2 separate regions of the Mus musculus genome follow, and region 1 is linked to region 2. A link is a loop called in an ENCODE intact Hi-C map of the cell type or tissue named here. Cell type or tissue: left cerebral cortex. All regions are shown on one strand.

What was found. Peaks named below come from ENCODE experiments on the same cell type or tissue, not always from the same donor. Only the 100,000 strongest peaks of a DNase experiment are listed, where the experiment ranks them.
Region 1: it touches region 2 in a loop (5-fold over the local background); 7 of 42 quality-filtered maps call a loop at or near these places.

Annotation. Positions count from the first base shown.
Region 1 is chr17:12,149,879-12,157,878 of GRCm38, reverse strand. It overlaps Agpat4 (1-acylglycerol-3-phosphate O-acyltransferase 4 (lysophosphatidic acid acyltransferase, delta)), which reads right to left. Exons shown (of 9, transcript NM_026644.2): 2 at 5,930-6,187. The coding sequence starts at 6,107. Among named protein-coding and RNA genes, the nearest start is that of Agpat4, 35 kb to the right of the region's middle. In left cerebral cortex, no CTCF peak of the experiment used is centred here; DNase peaks (open chromatin) are centred at 2,079, 2,428, 2,871 and 3,128; H3K27ac peaks cover 1,654 bases.
Region 2 is chr17:12,208,252-12,216,251 of GRCm38, reverse strand. Agpat4 (1-acylglycerol-3-phosphate O-acyltransferase 4 (lysophosphatidic acid acyltransferase, delta)) reads right to left here. Exons shown (of 9, transcript NM_026644.2): 4 at 5,880-6,041; 5 at 5,460-5,613; 6 at 2,695-2,797; 7 at 901-976. Among named protein-coding and RNA genes, the nearest start is that of Gm46605, 52 kb to the left of the region's middle. In left cerebral cortex, a CTCF peak has its summit at 5,328 (motif pointing right); DNase peaks (open chromatin) are centred at 3,706, 4,140, 5,347, 5,948 and 2 more places; H3K27ac peaks cover 1,713 bases.

The DNA.
Region 1 (8,000 bases), 58 kb after region 2:
TTTGGAGGTTATAGAAATGGCTCAGTGGTTAAGAGCATGCATGCACCGCTCCTGCAGAGGACCTAGATTCAGTTTCTAGACTATAAAATCAGACAGCTCACAACCACCTGTAACCCTAGTTCCAGGAGACTCCAACCCCTCTGGCCTCCATGGGCACATGATCTCATGTGCACAAACTAACATTCACATACACACACGCGGGTGCACACACACACACACACACACACATATTAATTTTTTAATTAAACTATTTTAAATTAATTATTATTAAATAATTATGTAATAATTATTTAATTTAATTATTTAATTAAATTTAAAAAATACTTTGTTTGGCATCCTAGCACCAAGAGTTGTCTCCCTCCTTCCCCCATCTGTCTTTTCTCTTTGCCCATGGCAGGGATTCTGTGGGGTGGTATAAGGCTAACTGCCAGGTGAAACCAGAAGCAGCAGAGCTCACAGACTCTACTGGGCAGACTCAGATGTCCTGGACGCATGTACAGGGACAGTGAACTTGGCAGCCAGGCCCCAAGTGCAGGGTCAGGGCTGAGGCTGGAAACATTTTCATTTTGTTTTATTTCTCCAGTCTTTGCTAAAATAGGAGCTTCATTCCAGCCTTCCACGCCACCTTTTTTTCCTCCTGACATTAATAGACTACTAAGTTTTCTGGTTCTGTTGCTGTAGTTTGAAGTCTATAGTGTCAGGGGGAAAAAAAAAACAGCAAAATGTCAGAGTGACCTGTGTCAGCCTTTTTTCCCTAGAGATTAAAAAGCACAGATGCCCTAGACACTGCTATGCACAGAGCAACCCAACCTCTACCCACTTTACAATATCTTCATTTTTTGACCTTAAAGGAGCTTGCTCGGTTGGCTCCTTCTTCTGCCAGCGCACAGGGTGGGTCTGACATAGCTTCTTTTTCTATACATAGTGAGGAAAACAAAATCAAGGAAAAGAAAGGCAAGCCCCACCCTGAAGTCAATTATTCACCAATCTTCCCTGTGTCCTGCTGTGGAGTACAGCATCCATTCTGTGCTTTGTTACTGAAGTCATTGTGGTCTTTGGTATGGGAGCGTCCTCAGAGTTGCATGCTGCCCTGCACTCCCTGGTGACAATGAGCTCAAATTCTTAACAGGAAAATATTTAACAGGAAAACAGAGGATGACCAAACTTTGTTAGTGAAATGTAACCAGGGTGCAACCCCAGGAAACAATGTATCCTGCATTCTCTTACAGAATCAGCTGCAAATGATAGATGCAGCAGGTTTTCTGCTTGCCAGAAGAAACCATTGAACCCCATGAACAGAGGTTTGAACCTTAATTCGGAGAGAATACCGCAAGGCAGGCCAAACCAACATGGTACAACTCTCTGCTCATCAAGCTGCTGCCCGGCCCATGACCCATAGGCTGTAGAACCACAGGCCCAGGAGAGTGTTGCACACGGTCTGGTCTTGTCTGGCCGGGCAAACAACAGTCTTTCAATCAGAGACAGCTAGGAAAACAAGATGTATTTCAAACTGCCTCTGCTCCCTAATGCCTGCTGGGATGATGCTCCAAACATGGGATGCTGTGGAGATAGGGCTGTGGGGGGACACAATTCCTAGTCAGATGCATCAGATGGAATGCAAGCCCAGCATGGATCATACACCCTGTCTACCACATTCTCTCTCTCTCTCTCTCTCTCTCTCTCTCTCTCTCTCTCTCTCTCTCTGGGAACCATGCTGGCTCCTCATCAGAGCTCACTCCTTCTCCATTCACACTGTTGCAGCAATGACTCTGCACTGCTTGACCCAAAGGGCAAATGGGGACAGAGCACGTGGGACATGCCAAGACCTCAAGCCTTCTGTAAAGACTGCTTACCATCAACTTCACGCACGCCGGAAATGCCACTTGTCTCAAACAGTTCATTATGGATTTTCATTTGGGATTTGTTCTGAGTATTTCAATTGATTTATAATGATATTAAAATTCATCTTTCCTTTTACATTGTTACTCATTATAATTTCCATCAGAAACAAGTAGGTGAACACCCCCGCTCCCCAAATATCTCCACAGGAGATGCAGCTCTTAAACACCAAGTCTGAGCCTCTTTTCTGACTTACTTCTAAATGAGAACCTGGCTTTTAGCTGTCTGTTTGCAATCTGGATAGGGTTTATGACAGGGCAAACAGACATGATCTCCGATTTTCAAAGTGGCAGATTTTGGAACAGCCTGAAGAGTATGCAAGTCCTCTAAATGGTATTAAAATAAAAGAAAAAGAAAAAGAAAAGAAGAGAAAAAGAAAAAGAAAAAAAGACAACCAGCATTGCTTTGTTAAACCTAATTTTATATAGCTAACTCTCCCTCCTGCTGTAGTGTGGGAAAGTATTTAAAAACAAAGTAACATCCCCCTGAGCCAGCTGTCTTCTCTCCCTTGGTTACACCAAGCCTTCCCTCTTCCCACAGCTGTGATTCCGCCTTCTGCTTTCTGTGCCCGCCCCGACAAATATTCCTTTTCCTGTACCTCTGCGGATGCCCAAATACTAGAGCCACACTAGAATAAAGTATGTGACATAGGAAGGCACATTCTGTGGCTCTGGGCTTAATGGGCGCTTGAAGACAGTAAGCCGTAGACAATGGATTAAAGGCATCCAGTTGTATGATTTTGTGAACATTCTTCGAATATAGAAAAAGCCTCTGATACAAAACATCAAACATTAGGAATAGTATCAGACCCACTGCGAATTCTGAGTCGGGGAAGGGAACTGTGAATGAGATTGTTGCTGCAACCTTTTTCCCTCATAAGAATTTTTGAATTTACAAAATACGGCACATAAAGGATGATGGGATTGCATAACGGTTGACAAGAAGAGCTGGAAATGTTTCTCTCTACAACAAATGGAAGGAAACAAGGAACAAACTGCTGTTTCAGGCAGAACACCAGAGTCCTGTGGAGATACATCTTACAAAGGGGCCAAGTCTCATAACTTAACCTTTCTTTCATATATCCAAGAGATTATCCCTAAAGTAAGAGGGACTTTGCTCAGTAAGCAAAGAGCCTCAAGACATAGCCAGAAGACTGTCTGCTGGAAGTTCATGTAGCTTTTGTCAGTCATGCCCCTGCACAGTAACTGTTGAGTATCCGCACTGCTGCATGGCTCTACAAGACAGCCAGCCATCTACCATGCCTACCCAGATTCAGGCTGCAAAATGCCCAGCAGGGGTCTTGTGAAAAAACCAGGCAGCTGTCTTCCACATGTCTTCATCTTGGCCCTTAAACCCGCCAGGTGGCCCTGCTATACTCCCACTCCCCTGGAAGCAGCCTGCTGCCCTTCCAGAGTGGCTCAGTCTACAGGACCACCTGGGAAGCAGACAAGTGGTTGTGTCTACCCACACCTTCCCCACAGGAAGCAACTGTGATGCCTCCTGAGTAGCTCAGCCCACGGAGACACCTTGGAAGCAGGCCTACAGCCCCAGTGTTGAACCCTGTGAACAGCTGGTCAGCCTGCCTGGTGTTGGATCTACTATCATGTATTCTGGGAGGGAGGCAAAGCTGTGGTATGCACAATCCCATTGCTTGGAAGTTCTCTATCCTTCCTTGAGCCTCTTGTCACCTAGACACCAGGGAGCAGATAGGAAGCCCTCCCCAAGAAGACTGACTGACAGTCCCCTTTCCCCATACCCCTTCCCCCACTGAAATGTTCTGCAAAGACACCTCTGTAGCTCAGACAGAGACAGGGAACCACCCTGATCATCAGTATGGTCCTCACACACTACTCAACCTGTACACAACCCTCAACTCTAACAGCTACACACCACCTCATGTGTTTACTGACCCCAAAGCCAAGCATCACTACAGCCAGGGCAGGCAGAGAACCTGTTCCACTTAAATGCTGCATCCCAGAGAAATCCCACAAACCGCTGTAGTCTAGGCTCTGTGTCACTCACCCATACTGCCAACATGTATTACAGCTCATGAAGCTACACAAGCAACTACTGTGCCAACCTCAGAGCAAGGCCAACATAGCCGACTTGAGCTACATCCAGACACATAGTTACAAGAGTCTTTTTACCTTGAAAGCCATCCTACATTAAAGAAGCTTCTATATAGGGTGTGTAGCTAGGATCTGAAATGTTACCAGCCCAAAGGAGGAAACCAAGTACAAAACAATGCAGGTGCCTGCTAGCCTGCTTTGTATACATGTATCAGGATACTGGATATACCTTACAAATATATATGATCAATGTGTCAATTAAAAATACATAGGACTGGATAAATGGCTCAGCTGTCAAGAAACATACTTTAGCTCTTGCAGAGGACTGGAGTTCAGTACCCAGCACCCGTGTCAGAAGGTTCACAGCCACCTGTAACTCTACTTCAGGGGAATCCGATGGCCTCTTCTGTCCTCTATGGGCATCTATACTCATATGCACGCTCATGAGTGCACACACGTATGCATGTGCGCATACACACACTGAAAAATAATAAAAATAAAGTTTACAAGTTAAGAATATAACGCTGGGCATGATGACCCGTGGCCGGAATCCCAACATTCAAAAGGCAGAGAAGGAGGATTACCAAGTTCAAAACTGGTTTGGACTACATAGTGGTCTTGAAAACCAAACCAAACCTGTAGAGTCCTTGCTGTTTTAAGAAGCACTTTTAAATTCAATTTCAATGTTCTTTGTTTCAGAAAGATAATATATTTGTCTCTTCGTCATAATCTAAGGCCACAGAGACACTTCCATTGCTTAGTTTGAACGAAAAACACTCTATTTTGAATACATTTTCGGCCACACGTGGAGCTAATAATGGAGCAGTATCTTCCAGCTTAGGGAATAATTATAAGTTTCATCTTTATCGAGAGCAAAACTCACCACTAGATGTTGCAACAATGCACTGATGCCCTGCTTTCAACTGTAGAAGCTCTGGCCAAATGAGTTACGTTTTAGACAGCTTAGCAGCTAAGCAGGTTTGTTAGATCATGTGAGCATCAGTTTCCTGGCTAGAATACTATACTCCAATGATCTAATCTCGGCTGCCAACTTGAATAAATCTGGAATTAACTAAAAACCTAAGCAGCTGGGCACACCTGAGGAATAGTTGTCATTATTTGTGCATGTATGTGTGTGTGTGTGTGTGTGTGTGTGTGTGTGTGTGTGTGTGTGTGTGTATGCATGTATAGATGTATATGTACATTTATTCACTCTATCAGTTCTGTTCCTCTAGGGACCCTGACAAACACAGCTACCATTTAGGTAATGAGCACTAGCACAGGATGCTGGGGCAGAGAGCCGAGTCTATCCCTTTTCCCTTACACCACCCTGTAGGGAATTTAGGGTTCACTGCTTTGTCTCTTAGAACTGCATATATGTCCATGACAATCACAAAGCAAGACAAGGGGAAAAACACAAGGAGGAGAGCAATATAGTATGATGCCATTTAGTTTTCAAAGATACATATATACTTGACTCCCAGCACCGCAAACCAAACCAAACCAAAATTGCATGTGAATTGTATGTATCTACCTACAGACAGAGCGGCAACATGCTGTACTGCATGTGAATTGTATGTATCTATCCACAGACCCAGAGAGAGCACACTGTGCTCGGGTATACACCAGCCATAGAGTCAGGATAACTAAGCAAGAATGGACCACTCACTTCTGAGAAGGAAATCGGGAGAAGCAGCTATATAGAAGGCATATTTACTGTCGCCAGTCCATCCTTCATGGCTGCTCAGCTTTGTGCTATTGGCACCTCTCACTGGAAGGATTTTTTTTTTTTTTTTTTTTTTTGTAGAGTAGGGACAAAAATGGGCATTTCAAATCTAAAGCAGAAAAGAGTGAGAGACAGCAGCCTGGCCCAGCGTGCCTGCCTAGCAAGTGCCTGTGAGGAGCCAGGGGCTGAGCTTCCCATCTGGGTTATAAGCAAACGTGAAGGGCATGGATCTTACGGCTGGAGACGCAGTAGCAGAGTCTGGCATTGATCTTGCGGAACAGCTGCTTGTTGATGGGCCAGATGACCAGCGTGCACAGCTGGATGGCGTTGACAATGAGCCCCGAGGCGATGAACACGTAGCAGAAGACCAGGTGACATAGAAACTGGGACTTCAGCAGCCCGATGAGGTCCATGGTGTGGGGATTCTCAAGAGATAAATCCGTATGGTGGGATAGTTCCAGAAGGGGGAAAGATCCGGGGCTCAGGAAAGTGTCTGAAACACACAAATGGTATACATTAGCAAAGGTGTGCTATGTGTTATACGAGAGAGAACGTACCTACGAGAAGAATATACCCTGGAAGTTAAAGGGTGACTAAGCTTTATTTATAGGCATCAACTCAGTAGGTCTTCCTGCTGAGCGCAGTCTAGGCCCTATTAGGACAATTTTCCCTTAACCCTTCCGGCAGCCTCTGGGATCTTACCTTTATAACAGGTAAGGGACCAGGCCAGGGAAAGTGAAGCACCTGGACCAAGGTCTTCCAAGTGGCCGTTCAACCGTAGCCAACGTGGCATAAATGACCAGACTCACAAAGTGGCCACAGGTATGTGTGTGTGTGTGTGTGTATACATATATATGTATATAAACATATGTGTATTTATACATATATATGCATATATACACACGTGTATACATATATATTGTGGTTTGAATATGCTTGGACTATGGGAAGTGGGACTTTGCATAGGAGGTGTGGCCTTGTTAGAGGAGGTGTGTCACTGTTAGAGGAAGTGTGTCACTGTAGGCGGGCTTTGAGGTCAAGCTCCACCCAGTAGAAAGAGAGCCTCCTCTTAGCTGTCTTAGGAAGAAGGTCTCTTCCTGGCTGCCTTTGGATCAAGATGTAGACCTCTCAGCTCCTTCTCCAGTACCATATCTGCCTGGATGGTGTCATGCTTCCCACCATGATGATAATGTAGTAGACTTCTGAAATAATCTAGCCCCAATTAAATGTTGTCCTTTATAAAAGTTGCCTTGGTCCTGGTGTCTGTTCACAGCAATGAAACCCTAAGACATGTATTTATGTATATATGTGTATATGGGTATACACACACACACACACACACATATATATATATTACATATTTGTGGAAGGACTTAATGAAGGGATTCAATGCCTGGTCTGAGAGTTATCAATCAATGAGCCAGAGTACAAAGGCCAGAAAACTACTCTAAAACACCCGAGATATATGCACCCACCCCATAACAGCTTTTAAATCAGAAACTCTGCCTACACAGAGAGGCCAGACTCATGGTGCCACTAACCAGTGGCTCCAAATCTGAAACAAGGAATGAAATGACCTCACAGTTCAGCAGAGGGCCTTGGAAGAAAGGGTGGAGGCTGCTCGCTTCTCCTGGGAGCCAGGATGACTGAAGACCACCAAGAAAAGCCTCGAGCTAGAAGACAATCCTTCTCTTAGATGGCAGAGGTTAGAACTGCTATAATTTGTTATAATAACTGATCTGTATAAGTTCCCATCTATTAGTTGATCCTCGGCTCCCATGAATCCCACAATTTGAGGCTTTTGTTTTTAAATGGAATCTCATGTACCCCAGGCTGGTTTCAAGCTTGTTGTGTAGCCAAGAAAGATGACCCCAAACTGTTATGTGCCATGACAGACTTATGCAGTTCTTGGGCTCGAACCCAGGACTTGAGCCATGCTAGGCAAGTACTCTACCCACTGAGCTATTCTTCAGAGCAAGGAATGGGGTGGTTCCCAGGCTGGGTGACTTATATAAGATCATGACAATCTATAGTCGATTTTCCATTCACTCTCTTTTCTCTGCACCTGTTGAGGTTGCACCTAGGCTTGAGAGATGGGGAGGCGCGGACCTCTTTTCTGCAAAGCAGCTTACAAGTTTCCCAGGGGGCAAAAGAAGTTCAAAGTCACAAAGAGCACTCAGGGTGAAGAGATGGAAGTTGGGACTCGACCCTGAGATACCTGGGCTGGCTTTAAGATAGTTTTGACAGCCAGGCAGTGGTGGTACATGCCTTTAATTAATTCTCAGCACTCAGGAGGCTGAGGCAGG
Region 2 (8,000 bases):
ATGAGGTCAAGTTGGGGCAATGATAATTAGGTTCTCCTTGCACCCTGCTTACATCTTGGGAAGGGAGGAGGCTGTGTAAAACCAAGCCAAGCAGGCAGAGCTGGGGAGCTGGACCAGGAAGGTAAGGGGGCCTTGCAGGACCAAATTGAAGTGATGGAGTTTACGCAGGAACAGTCAAGACCACATCTGTTACTGACGTGAGCCCTCCAATGGGGAAACACGCCTGGGTGATAGGCATGGGGAAGACCCCAGGGCTATGGGACCACTGATGTACAGTGTACCAGTAAACTGTCCTATTCTGTCTGTGCTTGATGAAGGGGATTCTGGGAACAAGGAGGCTCTCTCTCTCTCTCCCTTGTCTCATTGAGCTTGCTTATGTCAACTGTCCTCCATAACTGTGCTGGATGGCTGGCCCCGGAATGCAACAGGGAGGAAGGAAAATAGCAAGCAGCTCAGAGAAATAGAAATGTGGACACCCTTGAGACATCTGCACGGTAGGTGGACAGAAAGAGGAAGGCAGAAGTTCATCCGTGAGCAGGGAGCTCCGTTGAGAACTCCAGCATGGCTGTCATTCAGGTGATTCCTCCATTGAGGATGCTCACTGTGGGTCTTTCCCCTCCTTTTGATTACTGCGTGGCAATAAGCTCACTCACTTGAAACCCATCGGGCCAGCCGTTGTTGTTTGTTCTTTGGATCATACAGAACAGCCATTACTAATCTGTTGGTCCACTACATGCACGTACGTGATGGTTTTACTTTCTGTGAGGCCACCTAACAATGTACTTCCTCTATGTTCTTCCAGTGCTTGACATGTTGATCCTTTGGGACACCAATAACTGGCTCCCAGTGCCCACCCATGAGAACGGCATCTCAAACCCTAAACCCCGCAGGTGCACTCACCTTCTCCTGGTAGAGCTTGTGTAACCAGGCAGAGCACTTGTCCTCATCCTCCGGAATGTCCTCCATGGGGATCCTCCTGCAAAAGCAGAGAGCAGGTAGCTGAGAGTAGCAACCACACGGAGCCCCCAGGCCAGTGTCTGAGTGACAGTTTTGGCTGCAGACTAAACCCTGTGGAGGAGGCAAGGGGGGCAGTCCATGGGCCAGTAGAAGGGTCAAGTCAATGACAGAGAGATACTGTCAGGAGTGAGGGTCTGCCTTTCTCCGCCTTCCACCTCCCCAAACCCAACACTGCTTCCACCCGAGAGGACAGTGCTGCTCCGTGTTCTTTGTGATAGGTGCAGAATCCATGCATACAGGACAACACACTAGTACTTTCTTCGACCAAGGAGCAACAGTAATGGCGGACCATCTCACACGCAGCTCCTTTGCCCTCCACTGGGGCACGGCCACATTGAGGCAGGTGCTGGAAGGTCAGGCATGTGAGAAGGGCATCTGGACAGAATAGAGACCTCTGAGTTACTCTGCCCAGGAAATGAGCTTCACTTGACTAGCTGGGCCTTAGGGAGTTTTACTCTTTTTAAGCCTGTGCTGGTCGGTAGTGCCCTAGATGTGTTAATTCTTTATATGGCACTGTAGTATTTACTTAGAATGTCCCAGTCGTATTAAGTGGGCTACTACACACAAAAAGGTGTGATGGGCAGCATAAGGACCCTTCCCTGGTGGCCATGAACACTTGCTGGCTTTGTAGGTGAACTTGAAAGGATCATAGTTGGCTATGTACTCTACACCAGTTCCCACATATACTCCAGAAAACTACAGTTACTAACCCTGCCCCCCCCCCCCCGCCAACCCTTGTGGATGTCAAACGATCTTGTACCCTACAAGAATCCAGCTGAGTGGAGCTCTTGTCAAGTGTTAAAGAAACTCCAGAGAGAAAGGACCCACTCTGTCTCTGGTAGTAGGGGCAGGGGGTGGAAGTCGGCTTGAGGAGTTTCTTGGGCGGCAGTGGTTGATGGTGCTTCGTCCTCATTTTGTGGAAAAGCTGGAAGCAGTTCCAGGGAGTTAACCCAGGCTGGCAGTCCACAAATGCGTTTGTATATTTAGACATTTTGAGTGACTCGACAGAGTTGTGATTTCATCACGGTGTACTGGGATTTGGCATCTGAAGGTCTCTTTACCCAGAAAGCTCTGTACCATCTGTCTGCTTGTATGAGGATGTTTCAGGGTCTCCTGGATGGCCTTCGAGATGACTACGGCATAGGGAACCAGAGCCACCTGACCCAACGCAGACTGGATTTTAATGCATAAGGTTGTTGAGCAAATGGCCCCGTGACTTCCTGCCTGCTACATCTTCCCATTGTCATTCCACTAGTCTTGGTGACATTCTGGAGATCAAGGGGCGCATTGGGTAAGCCATTAAGCAGGCAATAATAATAATAACAGAAAAGAAAGAAAAAAATTGGCTTGTCTTTGCAAAGAGCAGATCCATCTTTGTAGGAAATGTGTCCACAAAGAATGACTGATAGTGAGTACTGGCCTCCTGTCTGTCCGCCCAGAGCTCTGAGAGGGGAGCGAGACAAACTGAGCCAAGCCAGTTAACAGATTTGAAAGAGCTGGAAGGGACGGCATCCTCTCCAGGGTGTGCAGTAGGTGTGCTATGCCTCCTGAGTTCATAATATAAATAACTGGGGAGAAGTTCAGTGGCAAGCAGACGTTGCTGGAGGCGGACTCCTTGTCATTTAGCACTTAGAAACAAGCCCTCCCATTTCTAGGAAGGAAGCAGGGCCAGCTTACCGAACGTAGCAGTCAGCGTGATATTTCTTTCCATTTAAGACTCCCAGCAGTGTTGGGTTTTCATTGTTTCTGAAATTGAGTGTACAGTCATATACAGCTGGGACTATAAGACAAGACAAACAAGGTAGTATATAGCAGGTGAGGCCAGTTCTGCTTGGTAGTCACACACACACACTGGAAGACATACACACGCCGTAACCTGTCTACCAATGACACGCATGATAGAGACCTCTTCCTTGGGTTTTTCTAGATTGTTCACCCACTCTACATTGAACATGTATCATCTTTTGTAATCAGAAAGCCAACTGTAAGCGAGTCATAGAAACAGAGTAATTCCTGTGGTCATGTGGGCTTTAAAGCAGTCATGACTGTCAATTCTATACTGATAAGGATGCTAATAAGCAACTTTCTAGTAGGCAGAGCCTACTGTAGTCACAAATACCGATATTTGAACAAATATGGGTAGGAGATGACCTAGGTTCATCTAAGGATGTGTCTGTTATAGAACGATAGCCATGATTTATAAAGTTATCAAATACCATTTTCCTTTTTTTATAAAAGACTTACTTTGTAACAATGTGGGTGCATGTCTATGTGGGCATATGTACACATGAGACCTGAAGAGAGCATCGCATCCCCGTTGCTGGATTTACAGGCAGTTGTGAGCCACCAGGTAATAACAGTGAGAACTGAATTCCAGTCCTCTGCAAGTGCAGTCAGCACTCGTATCAGCTAAGCCATCTCTGCAGGCCCAGTGTAACCCTTTCTGTGAGCATTTTTGTGCCCTCCCAAAATGAAGCAGCCACAAAGTCAGAGTGTTACATCTAAATCCTGGAGGGAAAAGGTAGTGGCCAAGTTAATAGTCCTATTCAGTGGTAACTCCTTGGGAAACCTATCACCCACGCTCTCCGCGCGGATGTATATATGGTGTAACCCTGATGCTGATTGATTCAGAGTGAGTAAGCTGTGAGACCTCACCTCCTATGCTAATGTGTGGGGTAGTCCTGCTACTGATTGGTTCAGAGTGAGTAAGCTGTGGAACTTCGCCCACTATGCTAATAAGCCTTTTTGAATCAGGAAGGAGGAATGGCTTTTGATGAATAAGGAGCTGGAGGCTGGAGCTGGGGGAGGAACAGAGCAAGGAGGCTAACAGTGACTCTGGATGGATAACTCAGGAGACTGCGCCCAGCAGAAAGGGTAACAGGCTTCTAATATAGATGTCTCTATTTCTTTACTATGAAAGCCCAAATGAGAGCCCTAAAAGCCCCTGTAACAGTAACTTATCCTATAAGCGCATTCCAAGTTATCTCGTCGCTATATTCCACATTCCATCCAACCTTGCTGCGGGAGCCCTGGGACCCAGGTCAGGCTCCAGAAATGCTTATTGGATCAAAGAACGGATGACTTAATGACAGAAGCAAGTGGGTAGAATGTGTAAAAACATGGTGGAAACAGATGGCAGCAGAGAAAGGCAGGAATCAGTGCGGCTGGGTGTGGCGCCCACAGCCGCCTTTTCCCAGCAGTGGGAAGTTTGCTTAGCTGCATCACGCAATCTTCCAAACTTAGGTGTTCTGGAGAGTGAGCTTACAAAGCCATCATCACACAGGGCTGAGGTGACAGATGCCAGTTACACATGCAGGCGGAGCCCACTGTACTAACGATGATGTATATGATCCTGACCCGGGCCTGACAGCTTTAGACGTCTGCAGTTAATGTTAGTAAAAGTAGCAGGGGAATCACTGAAATTGTAAACCATCCCTGGATCACTTGGAAATATGAAGAACACGAATTCAATGTTATAAAATCACCATCCGTTTCTTTCCCCTGATGCCTAACCCCGCTACAGGTCTGTAGGTCCACTATCTTTCTCAATGGGAAAGGGTCCCCATGCTGCCTTATAGGAGTATCTAGAGGCACTGTCCTTAAAGGCCCAACCACTCTCCTGTCATTGGTGGGCTCTGATGCCTAAAGTGGGCACTAGCCCAGAAGATATTTAACCTGTTGATGTCCTTGGTGCCCTGGTTAAATCCTTGCCATGGGGGCTAAGGAAGACCCCCGCACAAGAGATAACGACAAGGCTATAGAAGCTAGTAGCAGGGAGCCAGAAGCCACATCTGACCTGCCTCTGGCAACAGAGTAGGGCCAGCTTGGCCCACCTCTTCCTCTGGGATAAAGCATTTTCCTGGCATGCCCAACACATGAAGCTCTAGGAAGGCCTGCCCAAGCTCTGTGGTGCCTTCACACTTGAAGCAGTGTCAAGTCCTATCCAGCCCAGGTAAAAAGTCAAGCCTCTTTTGGAGCCGAAGGCCCAGGGAGTAAGAGATGTGAGAGGAAGGGCTTACCTATGAAAACAAGAAACATGTTTTAAACTGAAGAGAAAGGTTAATAAGGAAATGTAAGAAGTCATGTTAGAATGCCAGTGGCAACTGACCACTGCTGCCTTCTGCTTTTTATCTACACTGGCTTAAGACTCCAGACTCATGGGTCAGCTGCCCTAGAGTACAGGTCAGATCATCTACAGGTGGTTGTCAGCAATAGACAAGCAAGAGATGGCCTCAAAGACTGCAGCTCCATGGCCAGGCCATCTCAGGGGTCCTCCAGGGAGCCTGCACCTTCTGCACTCACAGTGCAGTACCGCCGTTGACCAGCAGAGGGAAGTATTCACTGGGATGCAGAAACGTGAGGTGCCCAACCAGACTGGAACCTGCCTCTTGTCCCAGGTCCCACCTAGCCTCAAAGATCCCCTGTTTAGCCAGCATCCTTACCAACATCTCGCAAGCACTTCACAGTAATAGCAAAGCCTTTGGTGCGCGGCAGCAGGTGGTGTTTGAGGCTGGGCAGCCCCTTGGCTTGGGCCACCTGCATGCTGATTTGGTGTTTCTTCTCTGTGAACCGTGTGCCCTCACAGTGGATCAGGAACTGAAAAGCAAAAGATAATGAATGGTCACACAGGAGGATCCCACGCTCACACAACCCCAAGCTCAACCAGAGGCCACAGTGCCAAAGAAGTTCATAGTCACACTTGACGCCAGGTCAGCCCCAAAGTGCCCTCAGGTCACATGTCATTCCAGGTCATACTCAATTCAGTGGTCACCCGCAGAAGAGTCCTAAAGTGACTCCTATGTGTGGTAGCCACACATAATTCCACAGGAGCCAGACAGCACACGGCTCTTTTGCCTACGTACCAGATACTTCTCTGGGTAGTCCCGGAGGTGCAGCAGGCTCTTGGCAACCGTCTGCCGATCTTGCTCCCACTTGCGTGTGCAAAAGATCATTTCCACGAAGTACCACATCCAGCCAATGATTGGGACATAAGCCAGTTCTTTCTTGGCCAGGACTTTGGAGTTCTGAAATAGAAGAACCACCTCAGGGTATCTGTGAAGGAGACATGGCTCTTGGAGCTCTTATGGGGAAGGAATAGCCAGCCATACCAAAGGCTACAAAGCCAAAGCCTTTGGGCTTGGAGTCCTTCCTCTTTCCCACTGCATTGACTCATCCCTGGGTGGGCTGCTCCATGGACAGGGGTCTGCAGATGTGCACAGATGCTTGAGGATACTCTCTCATGGACCACAGCCCTCCTAGATGATTGACATCTGTGTGTTCACCAAGCCCAACCTGAAGTTCTGTCTGGCAAGTCTATAGAATACCATCCCACAGATCAACCCATCAGCAAAGCCACTGAGTTCGTACAGGCAAGGCCAGCAAGATTCATGACGTGACAGACTAGCGAGCAGAGGCCAGCAGAGTTTGAGGAGCCCCATAGCTGGCATGGGGAGCAGGGGAAGCTGGGAAATCAACTTGGCTCAAATGGATGCTCTTATTCATCTCTGCGGCTGGAAATAGCCAAACTCCTCAGGCCAGGGTAGCTGTGGTTAGTCTCCAACAGTTGCTCCATGACCACACTGTGTGGGCACCAGGGGTGGGGTGGGGAACTTGGGAATCTAATGAGTCAGGGAGATGCAAAATGACTTTCACTTTGCTGGACTTGTCTGTCTGTCTGTCTGTGTCTGTCTCTCTCTCTCTTTCTCTGTGTGTGAGAGAGAGAGAAAGAGAGAGAGAGAGAGAGAGCACATTCATGTGCATGAATGCAGAATGCAGACACATGGAGGCCAGGGGACAACTCCAGGTATCAGTCCCTGCCTTCTACATTGTTTGAGGCAGAGCATCTTGTTGTTTGTCGGTTGTACGTGCCAGGTTAGACGGCCCACGAGTGTCTGGGGACTCTCCAGTCTCCACTGCTCACCTCCCCGTAGGAGCAGTAGAATTCCAGACACTCGCACTACGTGTCCTGAGCTGCACGGAAGTTATGGGGATACACACTCAGGTCCCATACTTGCCTGGCAAGCCCTTTACCCACTCGGCACCCTGACCACCGCCACCATTCGTATTTTTACTCTCCACTATGGAATCGACTGAGACGCTCCCTGACTGAGATGGATGCTCACCCACCCACACCGGCAGTGTGGACCGTTGTAGGCAGCTGAGCACTTTTTTGACAGCTGTCTATTAAGGTCCTAAGCCTTCGCTGCCTGAAGGGAAGAGCAGGCATTTCACATCACCCACTCCCTTCTCTCCCCTTTTCCTATCTTCCACTCAGTGTCTTCATGGCTAAGACTCGTAGCATTTCTATCATGCTTGGGGCCCTGAGGTAAACTTCTGAGGAGGCCTCACCTACATCTACACCCAGCTTTTTCTTCTCAGCATGGAGTAACTTTAAAGTCTCAGATGAGGGAGTAAACTGCCTGATTAGAGATGATCTTACTCTTGTGCCTGTCACCCTGATAACCAAACCATCTTTGGGGTCATAGTCCACCCTAGTAGCTCACTGCCCTGTGTCCACACTAGACGTCAGACTCCAGGGAACAGGAAGGGACATTCCTGCCTGACCTCACTTTAATCTCTGATGAGAGCAAATGGATCCAAACACAAAACTTCCACGGGCAAATTAAGCTCTTCTTTCTGGAAGTTAAAACTTATTTTTAAGATTCTATACTGGATCTTGCAAAAATTACATATGGAGTGCTCAGGAATTACAGAATGACCCACACTACCACCCACAGAGGTGCTGTTGGGTCTACCAGGGCAGCTACTGGGCTGGGTGGGTGGTCAGTCTCACCCAGCCAATCAATCATAGCTGCATTCTTGGGTGCACTTCCTGTTTGTGGTTCTCCTGTGAGACACAAGTGAGTGTTAGCACTTGGCCTTTGGTAGCTGGTGGAGAAGGCTGCCCTAGTGGGTTGTGAGAATCTAGGGCTTCAACTAGAGGTGACTCAAGAGTCTGTATTCCCGGGGGTTGGGGATTTAGC